Linked DNA regions of Mus musculus: region 2 is linked to region 1. Evidence: chromatin loops called from intact Hi-C (ENCODE). Cell type or tissue: heart. All regions are shown on one strand. Region 1 has its middle 9.8 kb from the start of Gm36122. Region 2 overlaps Mrps18a (mitochondrial ribosomal protein S18A).

Region 1 (5,000 bases):
TAGAAGGGCATTACTGTTAATATAGACACAGACACACACAGACACACACAGACACACACAGACACACACAGACACACACACAGACACACACACACACACACACACACACACACACACACACACACACATATTGTTGGCATCAGGACCTCCCAAACCTATGACACATAGGTGACAATGCGACCTGCAGACCTGTTGCCAAGGAAACAGGCACCATATTCCCAGAATTCACTTGGCTCACCTCCTACCTTCCCGAGTTACGTCATTTTCCATATAAATAAGGAGACTGCCCCCCTCCCTTCTCTGCTTCTTCTCTTTCTTGTCTTTCCCTCCCAATAAAACCTCTTCTATGTGGAACTGTCTTGGCCTAGTGTGCTGTTGAGATGCGATCCGCCATTTTAACACATCATATACATCTATGCATACATATACACACATATACATACATACATACATACATACATACATACATACAGGTATATATATAATACTAATTAGTGTATATATACCAATATATATACTCCTGCCTTGTAACATGTGAAGTATGTGTGGAATCTGTATACTTGCATAGAACTGGGGCCAGTCATAATTTAAAGGTCAACACTGGGTCCAATCCTAGCTCTTGGAGACTGAGGCAAGAGCATTCCTGCAAGCTCAAGCCCAGCTAGGACTGTGGAGTCATGGCCTATCTCAACAGTAGCGACAGTAAAGGCCCACTGAGGGGCAGGGCCCAGTGGGTGGACCTGCTGGCTGCACACAGGAGTCTGACCCCGGGAACACAAGTGAAGGTGGAAGGAGAGGACTGACTACAGAGCTGACTTCTGACCTACAGATCCAGCCATTGCATGCACACATATGATGTGTGCATGATATTAATAAAGTTTAAAAATAAAAACAAAGCAACCCCCTAATACAACAACAACAAAACAACAACAACAACAACAGCAACAGAGAGTCACATGCCTATTTGACCCCTGTGGGGTACAGGGTGAGTGAGTGTTCTACAGAGTGCTCCCTAACTTGGTTTTTCTTTGAAACTACTTAAACAGTATATGTATGCGTGTAGTGTATACATATGTGCACACATGGATGAACACGACTTTGCACACACTGGGAGACCAGAAGAGGCTATCAGGTGTCCTTCTCTATCAATTTATGGCTTACTTCTTTGAAGCAAGGTTTCTCCACAACTCTGGGGTCTATTTTTTTATTTTCAGCTAAACTTGCAGCCAGCAACACCCCCCTCCAGAGATCTTCCTGTCTCTGCCCCCCACCCCCATAGTGCTGGGGTCAAAGGTGACTCACTGGAGACTCTGCCTGACTTTTTGCAGGTTTCTGACACCCGAACTCAGGGCTTTGTGGTGATTCAGTGGTTTTTTTTTTTATCGATGAGCCCTCTCTCTCTACCAACCCCACCTGCTCATCCCAGCCCTCACAGGAGAGCGACAGGTGCCCAATTAGGGAAATTGACCATTTCAAAACTCCTCTGGTGAGGCTGACAGGCGAACCAACTTGGAAGCCCCTGAATGAGCGCTAAAAGTGATGATTGTTAACAGTCATGTGAGCTGTAGACAGCTAGGCTCCCGCTCAGTGGGAGCTGGAGCAGAGGTGGGCCAGCAAGAGAGCTAAGGACAACTGTCTTGGCTGCCTCTCCGCAACCCTGGGTTCCTCACCAACAATACGAGAGTCAATGATACTTAGCTCAGGAAGGCGACTATGGACTCCAAAGGAATAAATACTTGCATATCAATTATCGTAACAGGTGTCAGGCAGCTAAGAGATGTTGGCTGAGTGTTGGGGGGCACGGGTAGAGAAAAGCTTCTTATATGAAATTATTGAAAATCTTTTAAATTAAATTAAATTTATTATATGTGTATTCATGTTTGGTCTGCATGTGTGTGGGTGTATCATATGCATGCCTGGAGGGAGAATCAGATCCCCAAGAGCTGGAGTCAGAGACAGGTGTAAGCTACCATGGGGGTGTTGGGAGTCGAACCTGGGTCCTTTGGAAGAGCATCAAATGTTCTTGACCACTGAGCCACCTAGGAGGATCGATACCGTGGCCCCCAGTGAACTGGAATCTGACTGGAATCTCTCAGCCCGAGGAGGAGGCTTGAGGCATGGCATCTGTTTCTTGTCATATGGTTACCCCCTTTTCTTTAATCACATGTTTGACCTTCTGTTTGAGAAGATGCCAGCCTCAGACTATCCATGAAGGTACTGGGGAACGAGAACTGGGGCTCCACCCTTCCTGTTCTCGGTGGGGCTGGGTGGGCTACTAAGGAACTCCCAGAGCCTTCAGCTCAAGCCTAGAGGTCTTTCCTTGCCAGCTGTCCAGTGTCCTGGTGCTCTGGGGATGGTGAAGTTTGCTTGTATGCCTTTAAGACTTGGAGGCTGGGGGACCTGACTGAAGAAAGCCAGTGGGTTCCTTTGAAATGGAAGTGACATCTAGTGGTCTATAAAAGAACTACTCAGCTGACCCCCAGCCTCAAGCTGGCCCCTGAGGTCCCCTTCTTGGTCCCTCTCCTCCTGGGCCACAACCCTACTTGAGGGATCTAAGCTCCAACTACAGGATCTTGATAGTAGGTGGGTGCCTTGGCCCAGCCCCAGCCTGGAACTCAGGCAGGGCACTTAGCCTAGCTCAGACACCCAGAAAGACCAGGTCTGGGCAGCTAAGAAAAAACAAATGCATACGTCTTTCTCTTGGAGTACAGTGCTGGGGTTAAGGTTCCTGGGTGAAGTAGAATCCTGCTGCTCATGCCCTTTGCTTCTGAGGTACCTGGCTGAGTCCAGGAGCACAGAGGTATAAATGCTGTGTAGGCCTCAGTGCTGAATCATCGGGAACTCGTGGCTGTGCTGTGGTTATGCAATGGCCTGGCCATGGGTCGTTGGTGTCAATACAGGCTTTCAGCCACTGCTTCAATAGGCAAAAGGCTTGAGGGAACACAAGTACCAGGTTGGGGTGTTGGAAAGGAGTCAGGGGGAGGCTAAGGGGGCACGAACCACTGCTCTATACAAGCCTGGTATGAGGAGGCCTGGATGAGGAGAACACAGCCTGCACTCAGGGAGCTTGTCTGAGGGAGACATTGTCCCATCCTTAAGGAACCCCAGTCTGATGGGGGGTGTAACCTGACCTCCAGAAGCCTCCAATATGAAGACGATGTGACCCATCTTCAGGGAGCCCCAATCAGAAAGATTGCAGTTGAGGGTGCGGACAAGAAGGAATGAGGCTCACCTAGACCTAAGGGCTCTTGCCATGAAAACCCAGGGCAGATGGCAGGATGACAGAGTCACAATAACTGAGGTCTGTAGGGGAAAGTGCCATAGGATGACATCCAAGGGATGGCAGGGAACTGGTCTTCCCGCCCTGTGTCTGGATTGTTCCCAGGACAAAGGCTCTGTGCCCACCTGGGGTCCCAAGTCCAACACATGGGGAAGAGGAGAGGACAGGGTAGTCTCCTGACTACCAGCATCCTCCACTCCTTCCCATCTTCTGGGTAGCAAGAGCCCTAACCCTCCCTTTCCCATCCCACTCCCCAGGTCTTATTTTTATAGCCTTTCTGTAAGTGTGAAATGACCTCAAGGCACAGCCAAAAGCTGGAAATAAATCTGAACAGAAATGTTAGTCTCTCTACCCTCTCATCCATCCATAACTCAGGTTCCCTTTGGAGGTCCCAGTTACTGATTTCCTGTATATTCTTCCAAAGATAGCCTAATATATATATATTTACAAACTTTTCTCCCACACAGACAGCCGAGTCTCCACGAGGCTCTGTGTCATTTTTCTCCTGCTTAACCCAGAGGCTCAGAATCGCCTCGTTCTGTTTCTCCACTCCGGTGCATTCCCTCTAACAGAGAGCTGAGCATTCACTCTTGGAGGGGATGTCTCGGGCAGAGCACAGACTTTGGAGGAGGGGGGCTTCTATAGTTTAGATCCCCACTCTGGTATGAGCCAGCTGGTTGACATTCAACCTGTTGCTTAATGTCTCGGTGACTCAGTTTCCTCCTTTATGGGCCTGACGGGAAAGCAAACATTGACCCCAAAGTGTTTTGTGAGGATCCCGTTAGATAACTGGTCCTGAAGGATGCTCTCACCAGGCAGCAGCATGAGTAGCAGGCACTCAATAAACTCGGAGTTACTGCTCCGAGATTATTTTGCCAGACCCCTTCTGAGAAGACCGGCCTGTTCGCAGGCTCTTATTATTATAAACAGTGTGGTAAACAAGCGTCCCCAATCCACATGCCATCTGGTCCTCGTGGGAACGTAGCTGCAGGAAAAGCTACAAAGGCCAAGCTCATTCTGAATTTTGAAGGCAACTGTGAGCTGCCCCACATATGGGTGGTCCTTGCCACACAGTCGACAGCCACGTGTGGGCCTGCTCCATCTGAACACTGACTTTCTTACATTTCTCTGGGCACACAAGCCTATCACTGGGTTCTTGGGAGAAATCACTCGGTCCCTCCCCCTACACCTCCTGACTCCCGTATGTATTCCCACCCTGGGAGGAGCTAACCAGCTGTGAGGACTGGAGTGCTCTACAGCTAGCCAAAATCTTCCAAGAGTTGGCCCTGCCAACGTCTCTCATTCATTCATTCATTCATTCATTCATTCGTCCATCCATTCGTCCATCCATTCTTCAAATGGATAGTCAGCATTCCAGGGCTCAGAACAGGCTTTCAGACTATTTGAGGTTGCCTTTGTCAGGGCCTGTTAGCACATCAAAATTGTTGGCTAAGTCTGATAATACTTCAGATTATGCTTGCTGTCACCCTCTCATTCCTGAGCAGGGGCTTGCAATTCCTATTCACATTTTTAACATTTTAACTCACTTAGGAAAAAAAAAACAAAAAACCTCAGACAATGCCAGGTAGGACTCTATTAGCTTGGATTATGCCAAGCCAGACTGTCCTACCTGGAAGCAGGCAGGCTTCCTGCTATGGTAACCTGTCAAACAACCTCTCTGTTTTCCTTTGTGGACAATCGGTTGATGACTGAGAGAGAG
Region 2 (5,000 bases), 170 kb before region 1:
TGTCCTTTTTCTCTGTCCCCACTCTGAGAGGATTGACTCTACCTTGTGGTAAAGAGAATGGTGGCTTTCAGGAACTTACAGCCATTTTTTTTTAAAGATTTATTTATTTATTATATAAGTACACTGTAGCTGTCTCCAGACACTCCAAAAGAGGGCGTCAGATCTTGTTACAGATGGTTGTGAGCCACCATGTGGTTGCTGGGATTTGAACTCCGGACCTTCGGAAGAGCAGTCGGGTGCTCTTACCCACTGAGCCATCTGACCAGCCCATTTTTTTTTTTTTTTAAATTTCATTTTACCTGTATGGGTATTTTGTTTGCATGTATATCTGTGTACTACACATATGCCTGGTGCCTATGGAGGCCACCATGGCGCTGGTGTTAGATGGTTATTAGCCATCACGTAGGTGCTGGGAATCAAATCTAGCTTTGAGCCATCTACCCAGGCCTTCCCGGCCATTGCTTAGTGTGATGACCTTTAGGGGTTGAGACGTAGGATACCTGCTGCTCCCTCGACAGTTTGACCTGAGCCTGGCCCTTACTCTCTCTGGCATTGGGAAACCCAGGAAGACCTCCTGCCAACTGCAGAGGCTCAGCTGCTGAGTTCCAGGCTGGATCTTCTCCCCAGTCTCAGTACAGGTCTCTGGAGAGGAAGCCAGGTCTGAGGAGGCCTGGGGCTGTGAACTGATCCACTGGATCATTCCTTCAAAGGGCTACTACCACAGTTGTCTGGGCCTGGTTTTTCCATATTTACAGTTGAGATGGAGGTGAAGGTGTCAGGTACACACTGTGTGTCTGCTCACACACACACACACACACACACACACACAGAGAGAGAGAGAGAGAGAGAGAGAGAGAGAGAGAGAGAGAGAGAGAATGGAACATGGTGTGTGTCCCAGATGATGAGCTGACTGAACCAGGGAGGTTGAGAGGACAAGAACACGATGCCGGGGCTGCGCGGGAAGGCAGAGAGCCCGGCCCCTGGCATGCTGCAACTCAGCACCCTTTGGCTTGCTTGGTCCCGCCCTCACTGGCATCTGTATTTGTATTTTTTTAACTTCCTCACAGTTTACCCATGTTGCTGGGCTTGGGCTACTCATTTCAGCCTCTGCTTCCCATCTCCTCGAAGTAAGAGGTGAGCAGACATGCTGGTCTGAGGGGCCCCATGCCACCATGCTGTTGGTTGAATCGATAGATATCTGGATACAGTGGGGTTAGGGATAGACCCTAGGCTGTTTTCTCCAGGCTAGCGCCTGAGTGAGGGACGCTGCAAGCCAGCCTCCCTGGGTGGGCAATCAGAGCTTGGTCTTGCTTATCTCACAGAGGCTGTGTAGCTGTGGGCTCCAAGGGCAATGAGGGATTAGGTCTCTGTAGAAAGCTGTCCAAATGATGTTCTGGGCCCCAGTAATGGGACTTAAGGCTAGAGAACTGTATATTTCTGGGTCTTTTTGTTGCCAAGGATAAAACACAGGGCCTGGGACACTGTTCTGTAACATTCTATCCTTGTCTCCCCTCAAGCAATGTTTCCTGGAGACTTGTGACCAAGAAAGCCACCAGGGTTCTCAGGTGCCCAAAGAACAGCTGTTGGCTAGGTGTCGTACCAACCGGGGCCTGTTTCACTTGATGTTTTGATTCCTTGGCGGTGGCACTGGGGCCTAGAGCAAGCGATAGGCCCATGGTGTGGCCTTCACCCCATTGTTCTGTGCATGGCTCAGTCAGGACCAGGGGCAGAGGACCTCCATGCTTCCAGAAAGCTCTGGTTTTGACCTGGGCAGGCAGCTAGCTACACGGGGATAGGCTTCTCTGATGCAGGGTGGCCTCTGGAGGGTGGAAACTGACTGAATCGTGAGGCTGCTGGGTGTGGAGTGACCAGGGTGGGCCATGGTTGGAGGTAGGCTGCGGGAAGCTTGAGTGGTGGGAGCCAGCACCGGGGCTGAGCTGGCAACTGATGAAGGCTCCAGATCAGCCCTCTGAGCATAACTGGTTGGTCCTGTACCAAAACCTTCAAAAGTTATTTGCCTTCCTGGCAGGGCCCAGAGCAGGGCTGTGGCTGGTTTGGGGGAGAGGCCTCTGTGCGCAGGGGAATAGAAGCCCAGATCTGCATCCAGAGGCGATTTTCCCAGGCTCCTTCCTCCCACACAGCGGCTCCCTCCCTTGGAGCTGGATCAGGCCCTTCCAGCCAAGTCATCCTGGCTGCACAGCCTAGCCTGGTCTGAGCTGCCTGGCGTCTTGAGTAGCATGGGGCAGACTCAGCAGCCGAGGTCTCCTCCTACCAGGCATGACTCCACCCATCAGCAGTTGGGCAGACCACTGAGGTGGAGGCCTGAAATGGCCCAACTTCAGCTTGAGCCCCTGGTTGTCTCATCGATCTTAGGGCAGAGGCCCAAGGTCAGTGATTTACCCTGAAGCAAGGAAAGGGAGCCACACCATCTGTGGGTCCCTGAAGTCACCTCTACACTTGCTCCCTTCCCTGTGTCATGAGCAAGTGACTGTGACCATCAGGAGCACAGCAACTTTCTCAGTGGCACCTCAGTGCCAGGCCTCAATTGTCCCTCCCATCCAGGGTCTTGGAGCATCCAGATGGAAAGGGGCAACGCACTGGTGGTGCTGCGCAGCCTGCTCTGGCCAGGCCTCACCTTCTACCACGCTCCTCGCACCAAGAACTATGGCTACATCTACGTAGGCACAGGAGAGAAGAACATGGACTTGCCCTTCATGCTGTAGGAAGGCAGGCTGGATATTTATGTGGGGTCGAAACACTCTTTCATAAAGTTCAACTGTTGGGCCTTTTTGTTCTGTCTTGATTGTTGTCATTTTGTCCCTCTGGCAATCTAGTCACCTGGCTATGAAAGGCCAGAAAACAATTCTGAACCAAGAAGCAGAGGCCTGGGATGAGCTAATGAAGGAGGAGGCATCAAGTGTAGATGGGTGGAGATGGTGTGAAGGGGCAGTTAGGGGCCCGCTCAAATTCCTGGATTCAACTGAAAGCTGCTAGTAACTGACAGTCACTAGGCCCTCACTGCAGTGTGGTGCCCGTCAGCAGACGATGGGACCTGTGTGGCACATGGACCTGCCCCAGGTCCACTGACAGGGCCCATTAGGCAGTTCCCTACTATGCACAGGCCCCACATTTCTAAGCACTGACCACACGGGGAAGCCAAGAGCCTGCTTTATTACATTGCCTTGGGTAAGGCTCCCGTCCCTGCTCCAACCTCAGCCCCAGCCAGGCAGAAGACCACAGTGGCCAGGAGATCCAGCTCCTGGCTGCCCTTGGCTTCCAACATTGCAGCTGGGCAGATCCAAGGCACAGAAGTTAGTTCTCTGTGCTGTTGTGGAGGATAATGGTTCTGGTGGGAGGAGCAAGTGCATCTTCTAGACGGTTCTAGTCAGCTCTTCAGAAGTCCTGCTCCCACTAATGCATCATCTTCAGAGGCCTTCTGGAGTAGCAGACATTGTCTTTCAGGAGTGGTGACCCCACGGCCATACCCACCTTGTTCCAACGGTGGCCTTTTTTATAGATGGGCTTGACGGACTTGGGAGCCCAGCGAGTCAGATAGCTGTAGTGGGAACACAAGAGGTTGCCTGCTGGGGCAGGAAGAGCCGGACACTGCCCCCTGGGGCTGTGCTGCCTCCCTCACCAGTTTTCCTTTCTCAAAAGGCAAAGCATTTTTGGGGGAGGGGACTGCTGTTTTGTAAACAGATGGGCTGGGCTCTTGCGGCTACAAGTGTGTGTACTCAGGGCTGAGGTGGAGTCTGGCAGCCCAGGCCCATCCCCTTGACCTTTAAGAGTTGTCAGTGTACATCCACACTGCAGGAGGAAGGCAGAGAAGAATCCTGCTTGTCACGCAGGTCTCTGGCCTGACGCTGGAGACAGGAATGTGACAGAAGGCTGGAGAAGGCCTGCACTCATCCCACTTGGCTCCTTTAGATCTCCTAGCCTCCAGGGGACTTCCCAGGGCACCTCAATCGTTGCAGGACCCCATCCCTCACCCCATAGGAAGCAAGGGATGAACACAGCAGTGCTGTGTTCCAGCAGGTTTCTGTAAGTAGGAGGGGCCAGGGAAAGATGGCGGCCACCCATGGCCCTCTGGCCTCCTCTGGGGATAGCCTAGGCTCTGACTGTTCCTGGAAGAGTGGGTCATAGCACCAAGACTGGGGTTTACTCTGTTCATAATGAAACCTGGCTCCTGATCAGGAAGGCCCATCCTTCATACTCAAGAGTTCAACCACAAAGGCCAGGTCCTCCTGTGTTCTATGTGAGGTTGAGGCTTGCCCTGGCTGCCTCTAGAGGCCCTCAAGTTTTACTTTAAAAACTAGTATTCCTGGCAGAAATTAAAATTTTTTTTTTGGCTGACATCTTCTGGCTGACAGAGGGTTGCTGATTCACGCCTTTCTATCATGGTTCTTTGGAGCTTGAGCTGTGAGCCTCATGCAGAGGGAAAGCTGCGGGAGGTCCGTCCTGCATCTGACCTGGGCAGAGGTGTGTGCTGGGCACAGGAGGTAGGAAGATGAGGCCTTCCCTAGTTGGCTGGACCCACGAACACTGCACTGGGGTACCCCCTGCACAGGGGCTGCTGTTTCTATGGTCAGTTGTTTTAAGACAACAGGTTAGCCCAGCATAAGTTCCGTCACCTCCAGCTAGCCCCTTCACTGGCCTCTCCTAGCCCTCAGAGGGAGAGGTGAAGATGGGGTTCATATACAGGCCCATGGTATAGGTGTTCATCAGGACTCAGGGACTTGAGAAGAGCCCGACTGCGCAGCGTCTCCAGAGCTTTCCTCCTCAGCTCTCCTTCAGTGAGCCTTGGCTGCATCTGTGCCACATGGAGCAGCTAGCTAACTGGTGTAGGCTGGGGGCATTCAACCAGCTCTCTGCGGGCACCTTGGCTCTAGTGAGAACTCAGGCTTTCCTAAACCAGCCCCTTCCTACCTCTCCTGAGCTGGGCCTGGCCTGGACACCTGTGTGCTAAGCACAGGAGAGGAGAGGGGATACTATCCCCTCTG

What was found. A loop is a pair of places that touch in the nucleus more often than their neighbours do. Peaks named below come from ENCODE experiments on the same cell type or tissue, not always from the same donor. Only the 100,000 strongest peaks of a DNase experiment are listed, where the experiment ranks them.
Region 2: a loop joins it to region 1, with 4 times the contacts of the local background. A loop is called at or near these places in 4 of 42 quality-filtered maps.

What each region holds. Positions count from the first base shown.
Region 1 is chr17:45,956,107-45,961,106 of GRCm38, reverse strand. No RefSeq gene overlaps it. Among named protein-coding and RNA genes, the nearest start is that of Gm36122, 9.8 kb to the right of the region's middle. In heart, a CTCF peak has its summit at 2,456 (motif pointing left); no DNase peak of the experiment used is centred here; H3K27ac peaks cover 735 bases; H3K27me3 peaks cover 471 bases.
Region 2 is chr17:46,127,061-46,132,060 of GRCm38, reverse strand. Mrps18a (mitochondrial ribosomal protein S18A) reads right to left here. Exons shown (of 6, transcript NM_026768.3): 6 at 3,153-3,556. The coding sequence ends at 3,412. Rsph9 (radial spoke head 9 homolog (Chlamydomonas)) reads left to right here. Exons shown (of 5, transcript NM_029338.4): 5 at 2,563-2,791. The coding sequence ends at 2,723. Among named protein-coding and RNA genes, the nearest start is that of Rsph9, 15 kb to the left of the region's middle. In heart, a CTCF peak has its summit at 3,143; DNase peaks (open chromatin) are centred at 1,722, 2,160 and 4,070; H3K27ac peaks cover 227 bases.